Linked DNA regions of Homo sapiens: region 2 is linked to region 1. A link is a loop called in an ENCODE intact Hi-C map of the cell type or tissue named here. Cell type or tissue: heart left ventricle. All regions are shown on one strand. Links, peaks and the distances in the headings refer to the core of each region. The heading gives the core; the rest is flanking DNA. Region 1 overlaps EMILIN2 (elastin microfibril interfacer 2). Region 2 holds the start of EMILIN2 (elastin microfibril interfacer 2).

The links. A loop is a pair of places that touch in the nucleus more often than their neighbours do. Peaks named below come from ENCODE experiments on the same cell type or tissue, not always from the same donor. Only the 100,000 strongest peaks of a DNase experiment are listed, where the experiment ranks them.
Region 2: it touches region 1 in a loop (2.6-fold over the local background); 33 of 110 quality-filtered maps call a loop at or near these places.

The regions. Positions count from the first base shown.
Region 1 is chr18:2,896,038-2,907,461 of GRCh38, forward strand. EMILIN2 (elastin microfibril interfacer 2) reads left to right here. Exons shown (of 8, transcript NM_032048.3): 5 at 10,746-11,048. Among named protein-coding and RNA genes, the nearest start is that of EMILIN2, 55 kb to the left of the region's middle. RefSeq lists a silencer at 10,248-11,107. In heart left ventricle, for the core only: a CTCF peak has its summit at 10,752; DNase peaks (open chromatin) are centred at 7,175, 10,144 and 11,104; H3K4me3 peaks cover 1,650 bases; H3K27ac peaks cover 2,060 bases.
Region 2 is chr18:2,845,557-2,862,114 of GRCh38, forward strand. It overlaps EMILIN2 (elastin microfibril interfacer 2), which reads left to right and starts at 1,450. Exons shown (of 8, transcript NM_032048.3): 1 at 1,450-1,766; 2 at 2,253-2,375. The coding sequence starts at 1,633. RefSeq lists silencers at 1,668-1,717, 2,338-2,427 and an enhancer at 8,595-8,889. In heart left ventricle, for the core only: no CTCF peak of the experiment used is centred there; no DNase peak of the experiment used is centred there; H3K27ac peaks cover 340 bases.

The sequences.
Region 1 (11,424 bases), core at 3,425-11,424:
CCAAGAAGCAGCCAACAGGGGAGAAGAAGGGCCTTCAGCTGATGCTTAAATAGATCTAAGTCTCTTTTATATCCTTCTGTTAAGGGCATATATATATATAGCATATGTATATATTGCATATATATAATGAATAAATAAATATATATAATTGTTTTTGAGATGGAGTCTCCCTTTGTTGCTGGGGCTGGAGTGCAGTGGCGTGATCTTGGCTCACTGCAACCTCCGCCTCCCGGGTTCAAGCGATTCTCCTGCCTCAGCCTCCCAAGTAGCTGGGATTACAGGTGTCTGCCACCACATCCAGCTAATTTTTGTATTTTTAGTAGAGACAAGGTTTCACCATGTTAGTCAGGCTGGTCTCGAACTCCTGACCTCAGGTGATCCACCCATCTCAGCCTCCCAAAGTGCTGGGATTACAAGCATGAGACATTGCACCCGGTCAGATATATATATATTTGAGACAGGATCTTGCTCTGTCACCCAGGCTAGAGTACAGTGGTGCAATCACAGCTAACTGCAGCCTCAACTTTCCTAGGTTCAGGTGATCCTCCCACCTCAGCCACCCAGGTAGCTAGTACTACTGGCACGTGCCATCGCACCCAGCTAATTTTTTGTTATTTATTTATTTATTTTTTTAGAGATGGGTTTCACCATGTTGCCCAGGCTGGTCTCAAACTCTTGGACTCCAGTGATTCGCCTGCCTCAGCCTGGGATTCAGGCATGTGCTGTAATTACATGTGCTGGGAATTACGGGCATGAGCCAGTGCACCTGGACAATTTTTTTTTTGGAGATGGGGGTCGGGAGACAAAAGGTCCACAAGTCTGGGCACAGTGGCTTACGCCTGTAATCCCAGCACTTTGCGAGGCTCAGACGGGTGTATCGCTTGAGCCCAAGAGTTCGAGACCAGCCTGGGCAACACAGGGAGTCCCTGTCCCTACAAAAAATACAAAAAAATATATACTTTTGAGAAAATGGTCCAGGCAGAGGGAACAGCATTCTCAAAGGCTATGAGGAAGTTCTTTTGAAAAACCCAGAATAGTGGTATGGCCAAGCGTATAAGCAAGGCAGAAGGTCATCAGCAATGAGGTCAAAGCGAGGGTAGGAATGAGATCAGGCAGGCTTTCTAGGCTGTGATAAAGGAGTTGGATTTTAAGTACCGTGAGAAACTATTGAAGGATTTTGAGCTGGGGAGTGATTACTTCCGTTGAAATCCCTGCTCATCCATGCTTGTAAACAGTGGAGGATTAACTAATGTCCTGGACTTAGTAATCACTCAGGAAAATTACCTATTACTTAAACCCTCCATACCCTAGAATGGATGTTTAATCTATTCATGACTGAACTTTTCTCCCTTTCTCTACCTATAAACCCCCAGGCCTCCAGCCTTGGAAGAGAGAGGGCCTGTAAACACAGCAGACACAGGGTGAAGGGCCCTGGTGGCTCCGGTGATGCTGTAGGTGGCCACAGGTTTTTTTGTTTTTCTTGCTTTCCCTTTTTCTTGTTTTTAAAATTAGCGTTCAAATAGACAGTATAAAAAGCCTTAGAAATGGCTGGGCGCGGTGGCTCATGCCTGTAATCCCAACACTTTGGGAGGCCAAGGCAGCAGGATCACTTGAGCACAGGCGTTCAAGACCAGCCTGGGCAACACAGTGAGATCCTGTCTGTACAAATTAAACATTAGCTGGGTGTGGTGATGTGCACCTGTGATTCCACCTACTTGAGAGGCTGAGGCAGGAGGACCCCTTGAGCCCAGGAGTCTGAGGCTGCAGTGAGCTATGATCACACCACTGCACTCCAGCCTGAGCAGTACAGCATAATCCTGTCTCTTTAAAAAAAAAAAAAAAGCCTAGAGATCTCCCTTTTCAGCATTCACAGCTTCATGTATCTCGTGTATCGATAGTTTTTTTGAGCAGAATCTCATCACTTATGAACAAATTAGGTTATAAATGGAAAGGAGGCTCGAGGCCCTTTATTCCCTATGCAGTGTAGCCACGGAGTTGAGCCCTCCTTCCCAGATGGACTCGCTCCCATTTTCACAGGTGCGGGGAGCATCAGGCCTTCACACTCTCTCAGCAGGCATCCTCTTTTGTTCCTTTTTCCCAAGTTGCCCAGCCTTACCCCCACTCGAGTCTGAGTGACCCATGAGTGATTCATAGGGAATTACTCACAGGTATCCCCACAAGTGGGGGTGTGTCCTGGCCACAGGGTCTGCCTCCCAGGCACTGGGTGACCAGCAGAGGCTGACTCCCTGCCTGGGACCCAGGACTAGCCCGGCCTGCAGCCCAGTGGCAGCAGCATGTGGAGAATGGGGCAGCCCGCCCTCCCCAGCTGGCTTTAGCTTCCCCTGGCCCCACACACAGGTTGAGCCTCAGCTGGACCCTGCCTTCCCACTGTTCCTCTCCCGGTAGAGGAAGGAAGGGGTGCTGGTGGCGAGCAGGAAGGGAAGGCAGAGGGACGTAGCTGTGTGCAGGGGACTTCTCTTTCCAGATGTCACGCTTCCAAGTAGAGACAGATGTCTCTTAGATCTCAGCACACTAGAGATAATGGCATCACTTCCTTTTTCTGCTCTCCCACCCCTTTCTGCTCATGTCTCTGAGTAATTTTCATCATAGCGTTTCTTTTAGGAGTGCTGCAGGTTTAAGCGTACTATTTTTATTGAGTTAAGCTATAAGAATGAAAAAGCACAGCCTTGTCAAATAACTATTTAACCAGAAAGCCTGGCCAGGGCACTGCCTGATGCCAACATTCTGACCCCTTTGCCCCAACTCAAAATCAGCTGAGTTTGGGGAGAGTTTAGGCCCAAGGTAGCATGATGGACTTAGAGTTTTATAAACATATAAAGGCTCAATAAATTGCTTATATTCAGGCCATAGGGAACTCCTGACAACTCGCCCCCTTTATCCTGTAGGCACCAGGTTTCTACGATGCCCTTTGGTTCGTGTAAACCGCAGCTGCTCTACTGCATCTTAGCCTTGAACTTAGAGCTGCAGTGTTCGGAGAATGGAGCTTTCCCAGAGCTGCATGCATAAATGCCTCTGGGATCTTTAAAAAAAACAAAAACAAAAAACTCCTCGGCTCACTCAGGAGATCGCTGCTCAGCAGCAGGGATGAGGTGAGGGCCAGGAATTTGTAATTAAATTTATAACTAAAAAAAACCGCTAGCTCTAGTCCTGGAAATTGAAGGCTACCCCAGAGGCAGAGGGATCTACCCACCCCAGGTAAGCTGTGCCCAAAAAGAAAGAGGAGGTGGGGGGGAGGGAGGACACAGAATGAACCACTGACTGACACTGCGCCACCAATAGAAGTCAGCTTTGTGTGAGCCCACTTACGGACTCGATTCTGTTCCAGTTTTTGAGGTCTCTCCTGGTGGCTTACTCATTTAGCTTTATAGTGAGTCTTAAAATCAAGCAGTATAGATCCTCCTATGCGCTTCCATATAAATTTTAGAAACAGCTTGTGAATTTCTTTCTTGCTATTTTATTTTTTTTCAGCGGAGTCTTGCTCTGTCACCCAGGCTGGAGTGCAGTGGCACAATCTCGGCTCACTGCAACCTCTGCCTCCTGGGTTCAAGCAATTCTCCTGCCTCAGCCACCCGAATAGCTGGGATTACAGGCGCCCACCACCACGACCCACTAATTTTGTATTTTTAGTAGAGACAGGGTTTCACCATGTTGGCCAGGCTGGTTTCAAACTCCTGACCTCAGGTGATCCATCCACCTCAGCCTCCCAAAGTGCTGGGATTACAGGCGTGAGCCACCGCGCGCGGCCCAGCTTGTGAATTTCTAAAAAAAATTTAAAAATTCCAAGAGCTGCTGATGCTCAGCTGAGTGAGTGCCTTCTCTGTCGGGGTTCTGTGATAGCAAATTACTTTCCAGCTCAAATGTATTGCCACAGATTTTAGCACACATGACTAAAGCTGTATTTATATTTCAACATCCACGAGTTTGTACTTTGCAGAAATTTAGACGCATTTTCTATATTTAGCCCTATCCCACGAGTTTCACCATTCTTATGTCTGGATTCTTATTATTTTGGTGTCAATATGGTCCCTTCTGCCTTAACAACCAACACAGTGCTCCCTCTTATAAGCTTGAGGGTTTTTTTTTTCATTCAAACCAAATTCAAAAACAGCATTCATTCATTCATTTATTTATTTACTCATTTATTTTTGAGACAGGGTCTTGCTCTGTTGCCCAGGCTGGAGTACAGTGGTGTGATTATATCTCACTACAGCCTTGAACTCCTGGGCTCATGCTATCCTCCTGCGTCAGCCTCCTGAATAGCCAGAACTACAAGCACACATTACCATGCCCAGCTACTTTTTAAAATTTTTTGTCGAGACAGAGTCTGGCTATGTTGAAAGGCTGGTCTTGAACTCTTGGCCTCAAGCAATCCTCCCACTGCAGCCTCCTAATGTACTGGGATTGCAGGCATGAGCCACAGTGCCCAGCTCAAAAGCAGTGTTGAGATGGACATCGACTTGGAGTAGAACTATTCCAGGGAATGCATGTTTGCCTTCTCAGCCCCAGGGATACTTTTACATGCCTACTTGTGAGCCACCTTGGTGGCCTGCCCTCCTGTCCCGCAGGGGAGACCAACTGTTTCTTCGAAAAAGCCCCTTTATCTAAGCTCACCCCGGGCCCATTTAGCACCACAAGCGACAGTTTCTCTGAATTTTCTGATGAGTCCAGCATTTCTCATGCTTCAGTCCGTGATGGTATGGGGTTATTTCCCAGGAACTAGAGCTTTGCCACTCAGCAGAGCAGTCAACTGTGAAAGCATCTTCCATCCATCCGCCTAGCATTCTGTATGTCAGCACTTTGATGCTTTTTTTAAAAAAAAGTCTGAAGTCTTGATCAGCATCTTTAAAATACTTCTCCAGTTTCAGCATTTGGTCAGCAGGTATACCTTCTGGATGGCAGGGAGATCAGATTTCACCTTCACTGGACTTCTGATGAATTACACTTAACATTTGCACAGTGTTTTACAAATAGCGGGGCATTAAAAGGGCACACCCACATCCATTGCTTGGTCTGATTGGCATCAATTTCTGCCTGGATGACAGGAGGGCACTGCAGGTTGAGCCCGTTGCATGGACAAGGTTTCAGTGGCTTTCCCACAGCCGAGTCTCAACCACAGGCTCTAACAGCTAAGGCCAGGCTTTCTCCAACAGCCTCTTCTCTGTGACAAGACACCCCTTAGTTGCCAAGAACAGGGCCAACCCTTTCCCCAGGTCTCCTCCTGCAGCCCAGCTGCTCAGGGCTCTTGCAGAAAGCAGGGCTTCCTGGAGACAGCAGGCAACCCCTGACTCCTGTAATGAGCGAGGGTGTTAGTTCAGGGGGAAGACACTCGTTTTTAGCACATCAGCCCCATGAATTATTGGGGATTTTCTTAGGAAAGTCTTTGTTTTAATAAAAGTTGAAATTGATGTTTGGTTTTGAAATTGACTTTTAATAGGAGCTTTCGAGGAGAGGGAATGGCCTTTAATCCCTACACGTCAGGTTCACCCATGGTGAGGCTGTGACCCTACCCGACCCGTGCGGAGTGTCAGGCAGGCCTGGTGCAGTGTGGCTGGTCTGTCCCTATCATTCCTCAGGAGTTAAAACACATGAGGAGCAACCTTGGCTCTTATGAAGAATTCATTTCAAATGGTCTGTTCTTGAATTAGAAACACATGTTCAGTTCAGAAAGCAGTCGGCTGCTGGAGAGGTCTCTTTCCAGAATGAGCAGAGTGCTATCCAGCCTTTGTTAGGACTTGGTCATAAATGTGTGCGTTCGGCACCCCACGTGATGCTGTGGACTAAGCCAGAGCTAGGAGAGGCCAGGGCTGGGGGCACCCATCCCAGTGAGACGTCGCTTTTTCATGACTGTCTCTGCTATGATGTGGCGGGCTGCTTTGGAGCCTTCAGCCATCCACGGCACTCATGCACGGACTCCCCAAGGAGATCCACTGAGGATATCTGGCTCAAGGAATATCTTAGTTCATTCTTTTTCCTCTGCCTTCCACTAGTGTAACAAGTCTGGGTGTTGAGGGTGTAATGGATATATTAAAATGGATTATAGTAAAAGACAGAATGATCACTGTCCTATAGGTATCAGAACTGCCTTGTTAGGACCCCAGAATGGCAATTATTTTTGGCAAAATTAGGGTTCCCAACTTAATGGCTGGCAGGAATTAGGGTGCATGGCCCATAGCGCCTGTCATAGATAGGTTGAGCCTTCTTTTATTCACCCAATACTTAAATTGTTCAATGTCAGTTACCAGGCCTTGTGCTAGGCCCTGGGGATGGCAGAGAATTAAGATGCTCAAGTACTCATCAGTCAGCCAGAGAGGAAAGGTCTGAACCACAGAAAGAGCCCCCAGAGGTTCATGTTGTTTCCTGGTGCAGAGGCAGGACTGTTCAAGCCTGCTGGGCCAATCCAAGAAGGCTTCATGGAAGAGGTGGTTTTGAACTGCGACTTCAGGAGTGGGTGCCGTTTGTCTCAGTGAGGGTGCTGGAAGAGGCCATTTCAGGGGTGCACATGGTAAAGGCACGAAGCCAGGGAAGTCACATGAGAGCTGGGTACCAGTGAGCATACTGATGGCAGCCAAAGGAGGCGGGGGACTCAGAACGTCAGGCCGGAGAGAGTCAGTTTGATTTTTACGAGAAGTGGAGAACAATGGAAGATTTTTGAGCAAAAAATAATATGATTAGAATGCTTTCTAAGAGCATTCTGGAAAAGGTGTGAATGAAGGATCCAAGCAATATTTCCAAATTAGAATCAGCTGGGCTTAGCAACAAATTTGTGTGTGAAGGAGCAGGAGGGGGAGACCAAAGGAGAAGGAAGAGTGAAACAGGACTCTGTGCCTGGATGAGGGAGAACAAGGGCGGATTTCAGAGGAAAAGGGTGATTTGACGGGTTGGTGAGGACAGGGGAGAAAATAAGGGCCAGTTTGGGTGGCCTGTGCTTTGCCATTTTAAGATGCTTTGCTGACTAACTTATCGAGGGTTGAAGGACAGAGGAAAATTCTGTTTTCCCCTGAGTTTTAGATAGAGAGACATACGCTTGGGCTAAAAGGAAGAAACTAGTGGGGAGGAAGGAAAGAGAGGTTGAGAAGAGAGAGGAGTGATGTCAGATGGAGCTGATCCAAGAAGAGGAGGGAGGGTGGGGCTGGGGCTCAGGCAGAGGCGTGTGCCCTGGGAGGCAGGCCAGCTTCTGAGCCAGGGAGACGGTGTCCAGAGAGGAGGAAAGAAAAGAAAGATGAGGAGTCAACTCAAGTGTGCTTGGATTAGAGGGGAAAGGGCAGAAACAGGCCGTCAGTGTCTTCTACAATTATATTTTATAAAAATAAGTAAAATAACACTAAGAAGCTCATAATGAAAACCAGCTCCCCTGTTCCCTTCCCCATCCTTCTTCCCACGCCCCAGAGGCAGCCACATGTAAATCTTCCAGCTGTTTCTTTTCTTTGGTACTTACCTCCGTATTTCTAAATTGATTTATCAGCTTTAGACATTGTATATTGACCCCCCCTTCCTCCCAATTCCCAACAGAGTTATCCTACAGTCAATATGCAACATCTATGCTATGCTGAGCTCAATAGCTCTCTAAGGTTGTGTTGCTTTCCTTTTTACTTTTCTCTTAATTGGTAGTAGTGTTGCTTATATCCTATGTATCTATTTTGGAGTCTTCCTACCCTTCAACAGCCTCTTAATACAATTTTCTACATCATAAAAAGTATCAGATCATTTGTCAGTTCCATTTTTTTTAAAAATTGACCTCCCTCCTGGAATTCTTGCTCTTTCTGATCTAACCTGGACTGGTTATTTTCTAGACTTTTGCAATAAGGCTTTCAATCTGAGCCTGCCTTCACTACTATCCTAGAAAAGTCTTTAGCCTCTCTCCCCTTTCTTTTACTCTCTGTTGCTTTTTCATGGTTTACTCCCTTGTTTCAGTAGTGCACATTTCCCAATACCTTTTTAAGAAAGGGTGCGTGAGAGATGGCATTTTATAATTTTTTAAATATTGCCTGTCTAAAAATATCTTTATTCTACTCTTGTAATTGATGGGTATTTTTGCTGGGTACAGATTTCAAGGTTGACAATTACATTCTAGCATTGTTTGATGACATTGTTCCCTTCTCTTCTAGTTTCCAATACTGTTGAGAAGCCTGGTGATGCCTTCCTGATTTGCAGTCACTTTTTATATTTTTTCCCTTGAAAGTTTGTAATATCTCCTTTTTATCTTCAGTGTTCTGAATGTGGCTTGGTTTATTCCTCTTATTCAGTAATTGTGCTGGCATCTTTCATTTTCTTCAGTTCTGGGAAGTTGTGTGTTTATTTGATAATTCTCTCCTTACCATCCCATTACCCCTACATACCAGTTTTTCTGATTTCTTTTTTTCTGGAAGGACTTCCTAGGTTGACCCTTTAATTTTCTTATGATTTCCTTCCTATTGATCATCATTTCGTCATCATGTTCTACCTTCTGAAAGATTTCCTTGATTTTTATCTACCAACCCTTTCATGGAAATCTCTGGTTTTGGCAAGTGCCTTTTTAATCAGCAAAGGCTCACCCTTATTCTCTGACTATCCCTTTTGTATAGCAATCAATTCTTGCATCTTGGATGCAGTATCTTCTACTTCTCTGAGGGTAGGATGTGTTTATTTTCTTGCACTGTGTCTGTCTCTTTAGAGTTCCTTTTCTTTAGTTGGTGTGGCTTGCTTTGGTCCCTGTCGTTCACACAGGCGGCTTTCCTCATATGTCAGGTGATTTTGACTTTGGTTCACATTTAATGGGGAGACACTAGATAGAGTTTCACGACTGTGGGCATCATAGGGTCAATTTGAAGAATCCTCCTATATCCAGCTAGAGGTATAAGCAAGTGGCTGGGAGCTTAGCAGAGGATGGGGACTGTGAGCCTCCTTATTCAGGGAGCAGACTTTCGCTTAGTGTTTTTAGACTGGTATCTTACTCCTATCTTCCACTGTAGCTGGTATCTGCATGTTTTTCAATCCCTCTGCCTCAGTTTCTCTGTCTAACCCAGCCTTTCTCAACCAGGGTTCTAAAGAGATGTAAATCCTGATGCCATTCTATTGTATGGCGTGAACTAACTTCTCTGTATCTAGAATGGAATTAGCTCTGTATCATCCTCAGGGAAAACTGAGAGAGTAATCACTCAAATTGTTTTCTCTTGGGCTTCTCTCATGGAACATTGGTCAGGAAAGGCTGTTGGAGAAACTGCCTCTCTCAGGGTGTTCTGGCAACCTGCCTCTGTGGGTGGGGCGGGGGGGGGGCATGTATTTGATCTGCCATATTTATCTTAGTTTTATTTTTTTAATTTTTAGTTGTTATGTGTACAGAGTAGATATATATATATATGGGGTACATGAGGTATTTTGATACAGGCATGCAGTGTATAATAATCGGGGTAATAGGGTATCTATTACCCAAAGCATGTGCCATTTCTTTACAGACATTCCAATTCTACTCTTTTATTTAAAAATGTGCAAAAGATAATTGCTGACTGCAGTCACCCTGTTGTGCTATCAGATACTAGATCTTATTAACTCTGTCTAACTATATTTTTGAACCCATCAACCACCTCCACTGCCCTTCTCCCCAGCTTAGTGAGGCTGGAGTGCAGCGGGCGATCTCGGCTCCCTGCAACCTCCACCTCCTGGGTTCAAGTGATTCTCCTGCCTCAGCCTCCCGAGTAGCTGGGATTACAGGTGCGCTCCACTACCCCGGGCTAATTTTTGTTTTTTTGTTTTTTTTTTTTGGATATTTGGAAGAGATGAGGTTTCGCCATCTTGGTCAGGCTGGTCTCGAATTTGGGGGCTCAAGTGATCCGGCCGCGTCGGCCTCCCAAAGTGCTGGGATTACGGGCGTGAGCCACCGCGCCCGGCCCGCTTAGGGAGTTTTAAAACAAAACTAGACGGCAGGTCGGGAGGCAGCCGCCGATTTTTGTCGGGTCCTAAACAAAAATCAAATGTGTTGCGCTTTGGAACTCTGGGCATCGTGGGCACCAGGCTGACGGGGGCGGCGGGGATGGCGTTTCTTGGCGAGCGGGTCCCTCAGCCAGGCCCGGGTATTGTCAGGCGTCCCGTGGACGGTCGGGAGGGGCTTCCTGGAGGGCTCGTTCCGGGAACGAGTTCAAAGGAGGAAAGGGCGGCAGCTTCCGGCGCCTTCCCCAGAGGGCCGGGAGACGCACGCCAGGAGCTTCCTCCGTTGGAAGTCCCTTCCGCTGGCGACGTGGGCGCTGTGGCCGCGGCCCTCGTGGAGCCTGAGCCCTCCTCACGGCCTCCGCGCAGCCCTGGGGCCCCCCGGCAGGGTCCCTCGGCAGCCCGCGGGAGAGGCCGTGGGGCCCCGGCAGGAGTGTGGTTCAGAGACGGTGCGGGGGTCGGTGGCCTCAGGTCCCTTTCAGTCACTTGCGACGCACCCGCGGTTTCCGCGTGCTGTGAAATCGGGAATTGTTGATGCCGGAGCCAAGAGTGAGGCCGGTTTGGAAAGTGCAGCCGTCTGCGCCGGAGAGGCTGGAAACGCCCCGGCCCCGGGCAGGGGTCCCCGGCGGCGTCCGGGTGGCCCGCGGCGTCCTCGGAAGATGCGGGCGGACGCCCGTGTGTCCCGCTGGCCTGACGTCGCAGGGGTGGCCGCAGAGTCCTCACGGGGACCCCGCTCGCCGGGACTCATGGAGGGGACCCTGACGGGGCAGTCAGGGCTGAGGTTTCCTAATCCCGTGTGTTTCTTTCTCCCCGACGCCCGGCAGAGGCGCCCTCGCCCCCGCCGCCCGCAGAGGCCCCGAAGGAGCCGCTGCAGCCCGAGCCCGCCCCGCCGAGGCCCAGCGGCCCCGCAACCGCAGAGGACCCTGGGCGACGGCCCGTCCTGCCCCAGCGGCCCCCCGAGGAGAGGCCGCCCCAGCCGCCAGGCTCCACCGGGGTCATCGCGGAGACGGGCCAGGCCGGGCCCCCCGCAGGCGCAGGCGTGTCTGGGCGGGGTCTGCCGCGGGGCGTGGACGGCCAGACCGGGAGCGGCACCGTCCCCGGCGCAGAAGGCTTCGCGGGCGCACCAGGTGAGGCCCGGGGCTGCGCGGGGAGGAGCGCGGGGCTCTCCCGGAACTTCCGCCTGAGCCTCGGGGTCTGCTGAGGGGCGTGGCGGTTCGGGGTCCAGCCTTCGGGGGGGCAAGTTCCGAAATGCAGCTTTGGAAGGATGCCGAGGCCCGAGGGACCGCTCATGCTAGTCCAGCACACGGAGGCCGGGGCACCTCAGGGACAGTGCAGTCGTCTGTACTTAGACATACTGAGTGGCCCCGCCGGTTGGAGTACGAGTGCCACACGGGCAGCTCATTGATTCCCAGCAGGAAGGATCTTGGAAGCCAGAAGGGTATTGGGAGCTTGGGTAGCAGCAAAGCAGGTGGCACAGCAGCGTGGCTAGGCAGGAGGGCTGTC
Region 2 (16,558 bases), core at 3,827-11,826, 50 kb before region 1:
AAAAGGTCCAACAACACCATCAAAGAATATTAGAAACAAAATAGACCAATGGCTTCATTTAGTAAAGTAGGAACATAGCAAACGTTTTTATTTTTTATTTTTTGCGACAGATTTTCACTCTTTTTGCCCAGGCTGGAGTGCAGTGGTGAGATCCCGGCTCACTGCAACCTCCATCTCTCTGGTTCAAGCGATTCTCCTGCCTCAGCCTCCCAAGTAGCTGGGATTACAGGCATGTGCCACCGTGCCCGGCAAATTTTTTTTTTTTTTTTGTACTTTTAGTAGAGACGGGGTTTCTCCATGTTGGTCAGGCTGGTCTTGAACTCCCGACGTCAGGTGATCCACCCGCCTCGACCTCCCAAAGTGCTGGGATTACAGGCGTGAGCCACCCCGCCTGGCCCATAGCAAAGCTTTATTCACTTAACGAGTCATGGCCAACAGCGTCTGGTTAGCTCACAGAGGCCACAGTTTTATCTGTGGAGTCTGGTAACCACGCCACTCACGACCCTGTACATTGATTAGATGCAGCAGGTCATCTCAAACACACAGCTCTCTCCAACACCCCTTAGAATACAACACTTGGGTGGTGATTTTACTTAACATTCTGGTACTTCATCCCAAAAAGACATCGGTAGAGATTAGTGTAACTCAACAACAGGCAGAAAACATACAAGAAAGTTTAAGACGGATGTCTAGCAGTGCCTGAACTGTTAAGAAGCAAACGTGAGTAAATGCCTTAGTTTCAATAGAAAAAGAAAGTTCACAGTGGGACCTCAGAAGCAGAGGCTGTGAGATCACCTTTCAAGAATTGGAGGAGAATTGCAGTAAGTGATAGAGCCGGACGCTGAGCTGCAGCAGCCTCTGGGAATTGGCGGGGCTGTGGCTTGTCCTGTCCTGCCGCCCCCCGCGTGGCCTCGGAAACTGTCAGATGGTGCCTAAGGCAGAGTTGGGCAAAGAAAGAACCAGCGTTCGTTTCCTCCTGGACTCTCTAGGTCCATGGAGCTGGTGGGGGAACGGCCCTGTCTTGCCCGAGGAGGAAATTCGAGTCGAGCCCCCACTCCTCTCCCCGCGGGACTGATAAACATGTCCCTCATTCGCCCCGGGAGGCTGGCACCCAGGCACGACGCGAGGACGGCCAGACTCGCCGACGGCGGCCGCGTCCCGGGGGGCCGGGAGCGAGCCTGTCGGAAGGTGGGAGGCGGAGTCGCTCGGCATCTGGGAAGAGACCAAAGGAATGAGTCATTGGAAATGCTGTAACGTAGACCCTTATCCCAAACCCTTTCGCCCCTCCACCCCGAGCCCCCTGCCGAGAAGCGAAGGGACTGGAGACGGGGAGACTTGGTGGGGGGAGAGTCACGTTTCGGAGAGGGAAGTGAAATAAAGAGGGCGGCACCCGGGGGGACCTGTGCGTCATTGAGGGACCGGGGAGAAGCGCAGGGCGCACGGGGCTGCAGAAGGAGAAGTAGGAACGAGAAGCCGGAGGGGGCGGCCGCGGAGCACTGGTTGGAGCGCCGCGAAGCGCCCGAGCCTCTTGCCTTCGCGGGCGGCGCCCTGGCCGCCGGCAGCCTTGTGGCCGGTGCCCCGATCCGCCGCGCTCCGGACCCGGGCAGGCGGGGCGCGCCCGCTGCGCGCGGGATGTGGCAGCCCAGACGGCCCTGGCCCCGCGTGCCCTGGCGCTGGGCGCTGGCGCTGCTGGCCCTGGTTGGCGCGGGGCTGTGCCACGCCGGCCCGCAGCCCGGGTATCCCGCGCGGCCCAGCGCCAGGAACAAGTAAGTGCGCGCCCCTTGGCTGGCCCCAAACCGCCTACCCCTCCCCGGCCCCCAGTTGAGCCCCAGAGCTGCCCTGCCAAAGACGACGAGCGGCAGCCGGGGGCCTCCCTTGGACTTCCCCGGGCGGCTCCCTCTGCGGGGGACCGCGCGCTCCGCAGCCGGCGCCTCAGGCAGAGCTGACTCCGGGGGCGTGGGCGCAGAGAGCGTCCCGCAGACCCGGGCGATCCGAAAACGACTCCCAGGAATTCCATGAGCCCCTGGGACCATGGGTGCTTTTCTTTCCCGTCTTGGTCGGGTCCAGGCGCGCGCTCTCCAGAGGCGCACCCGGGCACCCTCCGGCGTCTGCTCGGTGAAGCTCCCGCCTCCGCAGAGGGCGACGGGCCCCCCCGACCCTCGCTCGGTCTGGTGCCGCAGTCCCCTCTCCCCTGGCCTCATTGTTCTCCGGGTTTACCCCGTGCCCCTCTCCCTCTCTCTCCTGCACCCCAGGAACTGGTGCGCCTACATCGTGAACAAGAATGTGAGCTGCTCCGTGCTGGAGGGAAGTGAGAGTTTTATTCAGGCTCAGTACAACTGTGCCTGGAACCAGATGCCCTGTCCGTCGGCGCTGGTGTAAGTCCTGGAGCCGGGGAGCGGGCGGGGCGCGCCCGGGCCGGGGCGGTGGGGGTGGGGTGGGGTTGCTGCGCTGGGCTCCAGTCCCTCCGGTAAATCCCTTCCAGATCCGGTGAAAAGCCCGCAGCGGAAAAGCGCTCCGAGCGCTCGCGGGGCACCGGCCACGCTGGGCTATTTAGGGAGTGGGTGCTGCCCGAGTGAGTGGGGAGGATGCGCGCGCCTCGGGAGTGTGGGGTCGCGGGGGCGTAGGAGAGGATGAACAAAGCTCCCACTCCCACTTCTGTTTTCTCCCTTTCAATGTTTGTTTGTAACATAAGGCAGCTGAATCTAATTGGATCCATATTGTGTGTTCTGGGGCACACAGAAGATTCCAAAATGTATACTGCTAAAGACTATTCCGTATAGGATTCGCTGAGAGGTTTGGCTAAGTAGTGTTCTAAAACGAGTGAGTTCTGTCCGTATGTCCCCATAAAACGGAATCTTCCAGTTTTGTAGATGTCTAAGCTAAAACCTCAGGAACACTTTGCTTAAAAGTGTGGCTCCCCAGCATCCCTCCCCGCAACTTAGATTTGGAGATTCTCTAGAGATTGTGGGAGAGAATGGCCGTTAAAGACAGGGGGAAGAATTAATCATCTTTTTGCTTATAAAGATTTCCCCATCTTAAAAAAAAAAAAAAACAGGAAGCAATGCAATAAAGTACAAATGCCGTTAAATACATGACACTCATTCAATTGTCATCAGGCAAGTCTTTGGGGGTTTTGTATCAGTCTGATACCGGAAGATGGGCCAGTGTGAATAAATGGCTGTTGAGGAACACATGTGATGGCTGAAATTAATTGTTTTCCACTAAGAATAAGTTGTTTGTCTTAGAGCACAGTTGTCATTACAGCAGAGAATAGTCAGTAGGCGGATCTGTCTTTGGCAAAACCAAGGGACAGACTGGAACTTGTACTCCAGGAAACCTTATTCCAGAGAACAGTAGATGAGCCTGTAGTCTTATGGGAAGTGGTCGCTGGGTCCACCCCACGTGGGCTTCTGGAGGAGCTGCCAACAGGGTTCAGCTAATTCCTGCTCGGCAAAAACAAAGTAAAACAAACAGAAACTTAGACGAGGTCCCCATTTCCTAATATACAGTGGAAAACGCTGAAATTGAATGCCCAGCTAGGCTATCTCTTTGAGTTGGATACATTGTCAGAGAGATAAGGTACTGTCATCCAACCTTAATCTCTTAGTAAGATTGAGACCTCATCGTCTATGGCCAGCAGTCAACGACATCAGAACCAAGCAAGGTTTTTACACTGTGGGAGTGATACAAACTAAGTATTCAACTCAGTTTGAATGCATTTGTTTAAAATTAGAATTGAGTTATTAGTCAGGAATATTTTATTCATCTTATACAAGAACTGCATGGTGTGGCTTGCTATAACCTTAAAACTTACTGGTGACAATTCGGAGATAAATGAATTTTTCATTTTGGGAGGTAATGCATTTTTGTTTAAAAGATGGCTTGTTTTTATTTTCTCAAATTATTTTAGCTGCTTGGAAAACCAAAGGATGATTTAATTGTTCTATTTGACCAAAACTCAGTGAAACTTGGCTGTCAGTGGGGAGTGAATCGCCTCCAGATTGGCAGGTCAATGCAAGGCAGTGGGAGTGCATTTTTGCCACCCAGTGAGTAGGACAACAGAATTATTATAAAAAATGACAGATGTTTCTGTTGTTTTATTAAACAAAGCCAAAATAAGTGACCTGGATGTTTTATTTCAATAATAACCATATAAACAATACAAGTGCATTTTTACATTTTAAGTACTGCACTGTAAGTGTGAAGTTTAAGAAACAAAGACTGAGTTGATGAACCTGAAAATCTTGACATTAGCTTCAGCAGTAAATTCAGTCTTGACTTTTTTCAGTTTCTTTAGGGATGGAACAGAATGGTTTATCTTATTTTTCAACTGAGGAATGCTTCCTAAGATTTCTTTTTTGTTTTTTGTTTTTTGTTTGTTTTGTTTTGAGACAGAGTCTTACCATGTCACCCAAGGTGGGGTGCAGTGGCGTGATCTTGGCTCACTGCAACAACTGCCTCCTGGGTTCAAGCAACTCTCATTCCTCAGCCTCCCGAGTAGCTGGGACTACAGGTGTGTGCCACCATGCCCAGCTAATTTTTTTTTTTTTTTTTTTTGTATTTTTAGTAGAGATAGGGTTTCAACATGTTGGTAAGGCTGGTCTCGAACTTGAGCTCAGGCAATCCGCCCGCCTCAGCCTGCCAAAGTGCTAGGATTACAAGCATGAGCCACCATGTCTGGCCCCTAAGTTTTGAGAATTGGTGGATGAATGAAGACAAAGGAAGGAGCCTTCTTTTTATACTTAACAAGGAGGAATGGCTGTTTCACATGGAATTGTTCAGTGTTTTCTGAGGAATCCAGAAGCCTGAGTCACCTGGGACCTGTGGAAGGAAACCTGAGGTTCTTTTTTATTATTATTGTTTTTTAGAGACAGGGTCTCACTGTGTCACCCAGGCTGGGGTGCAGTGGCACCATCATAGTTCACTGCAACCTCTAACTGTTCGGCTCAAGCGATCCTCCTACCTCAGCCTCCTGAGTAGCTGGGATTACAAGCAGAAGTCACTGCATCCTGCTAGTTTTTTATTTTTATTTTTTTAGGGATGGGGTCTCACTATGTTACCCAGGCTGGAAAAAAACGTTCTTCAGAAACTCACTCTAGAGTGACTGAGGGATAATTTGTGAGCAGTGTTGGAAGTACAGGGCTGGAGGTTGGCCGAGATGCTGGAGATAGAAACGCATTTCTGCAGTTGAGAGTGACGGACAGGTTGGCATCACTGAGGCCTTGACATGGTTGAGCAGAGCTGAGTTCTTAGGGACAGTGGAGGGGAAGGAAGAGGAAGAGCTGGGCAAGGAGAGAGAGTGAAGCAAAGATATTGGTGGAGGAAACCCCATCTTAGAGACTCAGGAGAAGTCCTGGAGGCTTCAGGCTCCAGAAAGGCCATGGGTTAGTGAGCAGGAAGCAATTGTTTCTGCAGAAAGAGGCCATTCAGGTCAGTGGGGTGCAGGCATTGTAATTTGTGTGAGATTGAGGGAGTGAGTCATGAAGAAACTTAGTTATACAGAAAATGATATCATGGGAAAAAGGCTCTGATGGAAAAAAAAAAAAAAAGGAGCTGAATAGTAGCCAAGCAGGTAAAGAATTACTTAGAGAGAGATCGGGGCCAGGCAGGATGGCTCTTGCCTGTAATCCCAACATTTTGGGAGGCTGAGGCGGGAGGATCACTTGAGCCCAAGAGTTTGAAATTAGCCTGGGCAACATAGTGTGACCCTATCACTATAAAAAAAAAAAATAGCAGGGCATGGTGGTGCATACCTGTAGTCCCAGCTACTCGGGAGGCTGAGATAGAAGGATTGCTTGAGCCCAGGAGTTCGAGGCTGCAGTGAGCTATGATCACGTCACTGCGCTCCAGCCTGGGTGATAGAGTGAGATCCTGTCTCGAAACACAGAGAGAGAGCATTCTGCCTATCTGGGGACAGAAGTAAAGTAGCCATAGAGAGAGTGCTCCGAGACTGAGGGTGAAACCGCTGGGAAATGGGGTGTGATGGAGGTACTCATTTAAATAACAGGAGGAGGGCTTCTGCGCCCAGCCATGTCACTGGGCCCTGACAGCCTCCTTAGCTGTAGAGACTGACTACAGGCCGCAGGTGCCTTGTCAGAAGGATTAGACGGTGCCCTGTTTACATGTATGAAAAGCCTTAGATTCCAGATTGTGAATTTGAATATTGTTATGTGCAACCAGGAACAGAAGGGGTTTTTATATAAGTGGGCATTTTAAGTAATCACTTTTCTGATACTATAAAGTACCTTCTATGTGCCAGGCCCCATGTTAGGGCTTTCCATTCCATACATTAGTTTATTTAGTTTCTGCAACAGCCCTTCGGGTTGAATAGTATTGTCTCCATTTTACCAAGGAGGAAACTGAGATGAGCCATTCCCTAAGTTGCTTGTGATCACGTGAGGGTAGCCACTGAGCCGCCTGCTAATCCAGGGCTTTGCGGACTGCCCTCTGTCTCTATAGCAATGCAGAATGTGCCTGTTTGTTTGTCTTAGTGTGTGCTTTCGGTAGGTTGCACAGTACTCAACTACTAAGAGCATTTACACCTTCTTTCATAAAAGGCAATTCTCATATAGAAGTGTTGAGAATGCATTTCTGTGTGCATTCGCGCGTGTGCATGCATGTGCCTGCATGTGCCCTTAACCCTCTCTACTGTGGGTCATTTGCCTATGACGCATGAACTATGTCATTTTTCACACTATACAGTTTGTTGGCTTATTTTAATGAAGCACTGGCAGATTGAACGCTTAAAGTTGTTATTAGAGAGGCGAGAGTTATCGGACATACTGCATGGACCAGTGAGCTCGACCGCTTCAGGACTTCCACATGTATGTTCCCGAGCTCAGCTGCCAACATGAAACTTGTCACAGGGGAATGGTGTTAAAAGCAGGCTTCCAGAAAAAGAATTTAAAGCCCATGCCCTAATGGTTGTGATACTAGTTTTGTGTGTAAGTAATTGTGCAAAAATTCGTTTTTTCTTTTTTGAGACAGGGTCTCGCTCTATTGCCCAGGCTGGAGCGCAGCGGCACCATCTCGGCTCACTGCAACCTCCACCTCCTGGGTTCAAGCGATTCTCCTGCCTCAGCCTGCTGAGTAGCTGAGATTACAGGCCTGTACCACCACGCCCAGCTAATTTTTGTATTTTTAGTAGACACAGGGTTTCACCATGTTGGCCAGACTGCTCTCGAACTCCTGACCTCAAGTGACCCGCCTGCCTCGGCCTCCCAAAGTGCTGGGATTATAGGCGTGAGCCATTGCACCTGGCCCGCAATAATAATTCTTAACACCTATAAAGATTCACCATCACTTAGGAATTTAAAATTGGGATGTCTTCTCTCTCTGTGTCTCTCTCTAGTGCACAGGTACTAGATGTGAGGAGGGCTCTGGATCCTCCGGGCACAGGATTGCTTCAACAAAACATGATTTGTCTTCCCTCTGTAAATTCCTAAGGGTGGCTCAATAGAATCTGAGGAAGAGGAGAAGGAAAGGGGCACCATCCCCTGGGAGATAAGGAGAGGACACAGAAGGGACCTGTGGACTCTAAATAACACCTAGCTGCATGCTAGGCATTTACCATTCAGTCCTAGTTCCCAAGGTGGGTCTAAGGGTGGTTTTCCCCTCCTGAGGTAATTGTTTTACTTTATACTTCTACATTAATAAAGCCAAATCTCTTAAAAATTTCATTGTATTGGGGAATTTTCCCAATTAATCCTAAAAACCCTTGGCAGCTTGAACAGTCTGGTAGATCCTGCCACCCCCCCAGCCCTTGGGACATTCCCAGCGATCGCCCGTCAGTGTGGTGGACGCAGCCTCTGAATCTGGACTCTCCGGAGCTGCTGTAAAAGTGCAGAGGTTCTGCCTTGGTCATGGGCTGGTTTTAGGGACAGATATGTGGAGACATGGAATCGGAGTGACTTGGAATTCTTTGAGGCACTGGGCAGGTTGACATCCGTGGGATTGAGGCTGACCGCAGTGGGAATATTTCCTTAAAGTGCATCGTGAGAATGTGACGAGCCCTGCCATGTTCATTGTTTTCCATTCTTATAGCAACCCTCTGGGGTCACTACCCCCATTTTACAGGAGGGCAAGTAGTTAGGAAGCAGCAGAGCCTGCCTTCAAACCCAGGCCTGTTATTTTCAAGCCTCGCACTCCTCCCGCTCCACACCTGGCAGCCCCTGGAGGTCTCAATCCACAGCCGGGCTGAGCACCCTGAGGGTGCATGTGTGATGCCTACCGCAGCGGGTGCTGCATTGCCAGCCTCCCTGTCAGGGTGGAATGGCAGGAGGGAAGGGCCTGACATTTCTTACAGCCTCCAATACCCATTGGTAGTGTTTGGACGTACGGCTGGTAGAAAACAGCACCGTGTTTCTTCTCTTTATTGGACTGGCGTTGTTTTCTTTCATGCTTCCAAATTGTCCCATCACCTCCTGCTCAGCCTGATGGTTTTAGTATTGGGGGCTTTGGGAGGTGTCTGGTCCACAGATAGCCTGCATTGTTGGTGAAGACATCCAAGGACCCCAGAGGTGAGGCAGGATTATTCCCTCTGAGTTCACTTTGCCTCCCAACTCAGGGCTGAGTTTCTGTAGGGCCCAGAGTTTTCTCTTTCTGACACCACACACTGACTTGGGCTTATCAGCATCTGGCCACCTCCCCCCTCAGCCCCTCGAGGCCTGTGTTGTATCTTGGTGGAATTTTTCCTATTAGCTCTTTTTCTAAAAAGATCTTACCAGTCGGGGGAGGGATCTGGGTGGGGCCAACACACAGAGCCTGTGCTGCTGAGATAAGGCCTGCCAGGAATTTGCAGCAGGTGTTGAGTTCCGTGGAGTTCAGGACACCTCTAATCCTCCTCAGGTTCCGAGGGGAGCAGATGGTTGTTCAGTTGGCAGAAAATTTGTCTTATTAGGGAGTAACCTCAGCCAGGAAATGTGGCTTAAAACACACACACACACAGAACATTTGGCTGGGCGTGGTGGCTCATGCTTATAATTCCAGCACTTTGGGAGGCTGAGGCAAGAGGATCGCTTGAACCCAGGAGTTCAAGACCAGCCTGATTAACATAGTGAGACCTTGTCTTTACAAAAAATAGAATAAACTAGCTGGGTATGGTGCTACGTGCCTGTAGTCCCAGCTACTGGAGAGGCTGAGGCGGGAGGATTGCTTGAGCCTGGGAGTTGAAGGCTGCAGTGAGCCATGATTGCAGTACTGCACTGAGGCGTGGATGACAGAGTCAAAAACAAAACAAACAAAAAAACCCAGAACAGAACATGTAAGGCTGCAGGGATCGGGGGAAAGAAAATGAGGGCTTACATCTTCCAGAGCCAGTTTTCTGTTTTCTACATCTCCAGGAACAGAATAACTTTCAGTTCAAAAAGTACCTTTTGTGTATAGCTTTGGGGGAATTTTCTTTCCTTCAGCTTTTAAACAAAAGTTTCGCCATCAATTGGCTGTTAGGAGGCTTGTTCCTTGGCATCGGAGGTAACTTGGAGTCAGCTGAGGAAGACTGAGCTCGTGTCAGAGACTCCTGCACGGGAGGGCTGGAATCCCAGGCGCCCAGCCCTCGAGAGCTGCAGACTGTTGCTATTTTGAGTTTCTTTCTTTGGGTTTCCATTCCTTATGGGCCCCTTGGGGCTGCTCCCTAGAATCTCCAGACCTTCCTTTCAGGTTTCTTATTTCTCTTGTTCCTGTCTCCTTCCTAGGTTCCCAGTGGAGGAGATGCCATGCTTGCAGGGCCCTTCGGCATTTCCAGAACATTTCCACACCATTATTTTATTCTTACCACAAGTTCAGCCAGGAGACTAGGCAGGGCCGAGACTGGGGCCTTGGAAAAAGAACTTCATGCTGAGGGGCTACACTTTCTACCTTCGTCTTACACAACAGTGAATAGCATTCAAATAGGGGTAATGGCCTTACGAAAAGCAGCCTGCTTTTTGTTAGAACTTGTCTTAATTAAGCTCCGTAACTGGTCTTCCTCTGTTGATGTGTTCCACCCACGGTGGCACGTGGTATTTGAGTTAAAATCCTGAGGTAGCCGGAAAAGGGGAGGCAGGTGGGGCCAGGCTGCAGAGAACGGCAAGTGGGTGGGAACTCCATCCAGGTTGGGTGGGTGGCTGACGTGCTTCGGAAGAGGAGACAGAAGAGTTGTCCTACAGCCTGACATCTCCCACCACCAAGCTGTGTGATCACAGGCGAGTCACTTAGCCCGTCTGAGGCACACTTTCCTCACGTCTACATGACAGGGTTGTGGGGAGGAGGCCCCAGTGCGGGAACACAGCTGACAGAACTTTTAAAAATTGCGCTGTCACACTAACGTACTGCATACCCAGCAGGCACGTCTGGTGAACACTCACCGTTTTCATTGTTTGTCGGTTTGGAATGTTATTGCCTCACAGGTGATTTTATCTTTGAGGACTTTGGGTTTGAAGTTAATGCTTACGGACACATTGGAGAAAGGCTAAAATGCTCACGGTTGAAATCGTTAAATTCAGTGAATTAAGATAATAATGATGCTGGCTTGCCTAAGATGAACTTTAAGTGAAGCTCAGCCGGGCACGGTAGTATGTTCCTGTAATTCCAGCTACTCGGGAGGCTGAGGCGGGAGGATCGCTTGAGTCAAGGAGTTTGAATCCAGCCTGGGCAACATAGTGAGACCCCCCTCTCTAAAAAATAAAATAAAATTTAAGTGTAAAAAAATTAAGTGAAATTCTTAGAAATTGCACTGGAAGCCGAGCCAGCAGTGCAGTCTCTTTGGGGAAATGCACATAAGTGATTATGGTCAAAGTCAGTGCTGAAGTAGCCTGTGGGTATTTCTTACTGGTTCTGCAGGTGTCTGTGTGCCTGGAGTAGGTCAGTAAAGAAAGGTTAGCTAGATGGTGGATGTTGCTGTGAGTGGTGGTAAACTAGTGCCAATCCCCAGGTGATCTATCCCACCGCCCCTAATGTGTTCCTTGAATTCTTTTAGAAAAAAATCCTCTTCCTCGTGTGCCTAATATTGTTGTTACTAACATGTGCTGCGTGTACATAATGAAGTAGGTGCCGCATCCAACAGTTACACAGAACTTTACATCCTGTCTTTAAAAATCAAAAGCGGGGAAACCGTACCAGTGGTGAGGTTCCTTCTAGTCTCCCACACAAATGTTCTGATTTATCATTGGCCGCGTGACTTCTTTACTGCTCAGCGTTAACTACTTCCATCCTTGATGAAGTAGTTTTCTGGGCTTAAAAATAACAACAAACCACTTGATAACATGGTACAGCTGAGCATGATTTCTCCTTACAAAGAACCATTTTCCTGGGAGAATCGAGGGAGGAGCCCCTTATTTTTCAACATGACAGCAGTTCACACTGAAGGGAAAATAATGAAATGACTAAAACTAAACATGCCAGTAAGTTTTCTTCTTTCCTTCCTGTTTTAAAATGGTGATGAGGGCTGAAACAAAGTAGGGAGCATTCAAATGAGCCAAATTCCTGGTTCGAAAATGCTGTAAAAGCAAACGTTTCTGGGTGTGTCACTTAGAAGGACCCAGAAGGACTCAGCTGCCCTTTTTTTGTTCCACCTAAGAAAATATTAGAAGATGAGGGAATACGCCTAAGAATTACTCTTTGCAGTGTCAGCCTTTCAGGACAATGTATTTTATTATGTGTTTGGTTAAAGAAAAACTGTGTAGGTGAAGTTTTTTAAGTGGATCATTTCAATGGAAGAATTTGCTGAGACTTTGCAGCTTTTCCCCAACTTTTCCCATCTCTGTGCACCTTTGTGATTGCACAGGTTCTGCCTAATGCATGGCCTTCATTAGGTTATGTTTTACAGAGATTTACTCTCAGTCCATCAGAAGACAAGGCACAAGATGTTTCCCTCTTACTTGAAGTGGTTTCCCTACATCTGCTTGACAGGGATGTTGTGAGAGGATAATGAGGTAAAGACCTAAAAGTGTTTTCTAAACCATAGTGGTGACAATGCTGCTTGTTTTTCTGCTAACTGAAGCTTTTGCACATATCTTGAAACGGAGGAGGAAAGCCGAGGGGGCGATTGCGACAGAACTCAGGGCGTGGGACGAGTTTTGCAATCCAGCCCTTCTTGGGGAGAACCTCTCTCCATTAAAGCGACTCTGGCTTGCCTTTAGCCTTTGAATGAAGGACTGGGGCAGGGAGGCATGGTCAAGCCTTTCTTAATATTTCACACATTCCAGAACCTTGAGTCCGGTCTGTTGTGCTGACGATGCTCTGGCCTGGTTTATGTCAGGCATCTCTGACCTTGGAGATTTTGGGCAGCTTTCAGCAGGAGCAGCAGCCTGCTGGTGCCAGGAAGCAAGGTCAGGGCCCCCACTCCACCACGATGGGCAATGCGCCCTTTCCCATCACAACAAGTTTCATCACCTCCTGGCCACTCTCGAGATTTGCGAGTCATTCTGTTGCATTGCTGCTGAAAATAACTGGCAAGGCAAGGCACAGATCTCCTTCTCACGGCCGGTGCAGGGGGAAAGCAGAAATGCCGCTGTATCTCGTGTCTGGAACCAAAGAGCAAAGCACTTTCTAGAAACTCCTTGTCAGAATCATTACCGGAAAATGAGTAATCCCAATTAGGAAGCACTTTTTGTTGTATTTTCTTTTTTATTTTTTTTTATTTCCATAGGTTTTTGGGGAATGGCTGGTATTTGGTTACATGAGTAAATTCTTTAGTGGTGATTTATGAGATTTTGGTGCACCCATCACTTGAGCAGTATACACGGAACCCAATTTGTAGTTTTTTATTTCTCACCCACTTCCCATCCTTTTCCCCTGAGTCCCCAAAGTCCACTGTGTCATTCTTAGGCCTTTGCATCCTCATAGTTTGGCTCCCACTTATGAGTGAGAACATAATGTTTGGTTTTCCACTCCTGAGTTACTTCATTTAGAATAATAGTCTCCAATTCCATCCAGGTTGCTGCGAATACCATTAATTCATCCCTTTTTATAGCTGAGTAGTATTCCATCATATATATATATATATATATATATATATATATATATATATATATATATGTGTGTGTGTGTGTATATATATATATATATATGTGTATATATATATATGTTCCACAGTTTCTTTTTTCTCTTTCTTTTCTTTCTTCTGATTCTCACTCTGTTGCCCAGGCTCTGGAGTGCAGTGGCGCCATCTCGGCTCACTGCAACCTCTGCCTCCTGAGTTCAAATGATTGTCCCACCTCAGCCTCCCGAGTAGCTGGGATTACAGGTGCCTGCCACCATGCCCGGCTAATTTTTGTATTTTTAGTTGAGACGGGGTTTCACCATGTTGGCCAGGCTGGTCTCGAACTCCTGACCTCAAGTGATCCACCCACCCCAGCCTCCCAAAGTGCTGGGATTACAGGCGTGAGCCACCACACCCGGCCCTATACCACAGTTTCTTTATCCACTTGTTGATTGATGCACATTTGGGTTGGTTCCACATTTTTGCAATCGCGAATTGTGCTGCTGTAAATATTTACGTGTAAGTATCTTTTTCATATAATGACTTCTTTGTCTCTGGGTAGATACCCGGTAGTGGGGTTGCTGGATCAAATGGTAGTTCTACTTTTAGTTCTTTAAGGAACCCCCATGCTGTTTTCCGTAGTGGTTGGGCTAGTTTACGTTCCCATCAGCAGTGTAGAAGTGTTCCCTTTTCACCACATACAAGCCAATATCTATTATTTTTAAATTTTTTTGATTATGGCCATTCTTGCGGGAGTAAGGTGGTATCGCATTGTGGTTTTGATTTTCATTTCCCTGATCATTAGTAATGTTGAGGATTTTTTCATATGTTTTTTGGCCATTTGTACATCTTCTTTTGGGAATTGTCCATTCATGTCCTTAGCCTACTTTTTGATGGGATTGTTTGTTTTCTTCTTGCTAATTTGTTTGAGTTTGCTGTAGATTCTGGATATTAGTCCTTTGTCAGATGTATAGACTGTGAAGATTTTCTCCTACTCTGTGGGTTGTCTGTTTACCCTGCTGACTGTTCCTTTTGCCTTGCAAAAGCTCTTTAGTTTAATTAAGTCCCACCTATTTATCTTTGTTTTTGTTGCATGTGCTTTTGCATTCTTGGTGATGAAGTCTTTACCTAAGCCAATGTCTAGAAGGGCTTTTCCAATGTTATCTTCTAGCATTTTTATAGTTTCAGGTCCTAGATTTAAGTCCTTGATCCATCTTGAGTTGATTTTTGTGTAAGGTGAGAGATGAGGATCCAGTTTCATTCTTCTACATGTGGCTTGCCAGTTATCCCAGAACCATTTGTTAAATAGGGTGTCCTTTCCCCACTTTATGTTTTTGTTTCCTTTATTGACTATCAGTTGGCTGTAAGTATTTGGGTTTATACCTGGGTTCTCTATTCTGTTCCATTGGTCTATGTGCCTATTTTTATACCAGTACCATGCTGTTTTGGTGACTATGGCTTTATAGTATAGTTTGAAGTCAGATAATGTGATGCCTCCAGATTTGTTCTTTTTGCTTAGTTTTGCTTTGGCTATGTGGGCTCTTTTTTGGTTCTATAAGAATTTTAGGATTTTTTTCTAGTTCTGTGAAGAATGATGGTGTTATTTTGATGGGAATTGCATTGAATTTGTAGATTGCTCTTGACAGTATGGTCATTTTCACAATACTGATTCTACCCATCCATGAACATGGTGTGTGTTTCCATTTGTTTATGTCATCTATGATTCCTTTTTTTTAATATACTTTAAGTTTTAGGGTACATGTGCACAATGTGTAGGTTCGTTACATAGGTATACATGTGCCGTGTTGGTGTGCTGCACCCATTAACTTGTCATTTAACATTAGGCATATCTCCTAATGCTATCCCTCCCACTTCCCCCAACCCCACAACAGGCCCCAGTGTGTGATGTTCCCCTTCCTGTGTCCATGTGTTATCATTGTTCAATTCCCACCTGTGAGTGAGAACATGTGGTGTTTGGTTTTTTGTCCTTGTGATAGTTTGCTGAGAATGATGGTTTCCAGCTTCATCCATGTCCCTACAAAGGACATGAACTCATCCTTTTTTATGGCTGTATAGTATTCCATGGTGTATATGTTCCACATTTTCTTAATCCAGTCTATCATTGTTGGACATTTGGCTTGGCTACAAGTCTTTGCTATTGTGAATAGTGCCACAATAAACATACATGTGCATGTGTCTTTATAGCAGCATGATTTATAATCCTCTGGGTACATACCCAGTAATGGGATGGCTGGGTCAAATGGTATTTCTAGTTCTAGATCCCTGAGGAATCGCCACACTGACTTCCACAATGGTTGAACTAGTTTACAGTCCCACCAACAGTGTAAAAGTGTTCCTATTTCTCCACATCCTCTCCAGCACCTGTTGTTTCCTGACTTTTTAATGATTGCCGTTCTAACTGGTGTGAGATGGTATCTCATTGTGGTTTTGATTGCATTTCTCTGATGGCCAGTGATGATGAGCATTTTTTCATGTGTCTTTTGGCTGCATAAATGTCTTCTTTTGAGAAGGGTCTGTTCATATCCTTTGCCACTTTTTGATGGGGTTTTTTGTTTTTTTTCTTGTAAATTTGAGTTCATTGTAGATTCTGGATATTAGCCCTTTGTCAGATGAGTAGATTGCAAAAATGTTCTCCCATTCTGTAGGTTGCCTGTTCACTCTGACGGTAGTTTCTTTTGCTGTGCAGAAGCTCTTTAGTTTAATTAAATCCCATTTGTCAATTTTGGCTTTTGTTGCCATTGCTTTTGGTGTTTTAGACATGAAGTCCTTGCCCATGCCTATGTCCTGAATGGATTGCCTAGGTTTTCTTCTAGGGTTTTTATGGTTTTAGGTCTAACATTTAAGTCTTTAATCCATCTTGAATTAATTTTTGTATAAGGTGTAAGGAAGGGATGCAGTTTCAGCTTTCTCCATATGGCTAGCCAGTTTTCCCAGCACCATTCATTAAATAGGGAATCCTTTCCCCATTGCTTGTTTTTGTCAGGTTTGTCAAAGATCAGATAGTTGTAGATATGCAGCATTATTTCTGAGGGCTGTGTTCTGTTCCATTGGTCTATATCTCTGTTTTGGTACCAGTACCATGCTGTTTTGGTTACTGTAGCCTTGTAATATAGTTTGAAGTCAGGTAGTGTGATGCCTCCAGCTTTGTTCTTTTGGCTTAGGATTGACTTGGCGATGCAGGCTCTTTTTTGGTTCCATATGAACTTTAAAGTAGTTTTTTCCAATTCTGTGAAGAAAGTCATTGGTAGCTTGATGGGGATGGCATTGAATCTCTAAATTACCTTGGACAGTATGGCCATTTTCATGATATTGATTCTTCCTACCCATGAGCATGGAGTGTTCTTCCATTTGTTTGTATCCTCTTTTATTTCATTGAGCAGTGGTTTGTAGTTCTCCTTGAAGAGGTCCTTCACAATCCTTGTAAGTTGGATTCCTAGGTATTTTATTCTCTTTGAAGCAATTGTGAATGGGAGTTCACTCAAGATCTGGCTCTCTGTTTGTCTGTTATTGGTGTATAAGAATGCTGGTGATTTTTGCACATTGATTTTGTATCCTGAGACTTTGCTGAAGTTGCCTATC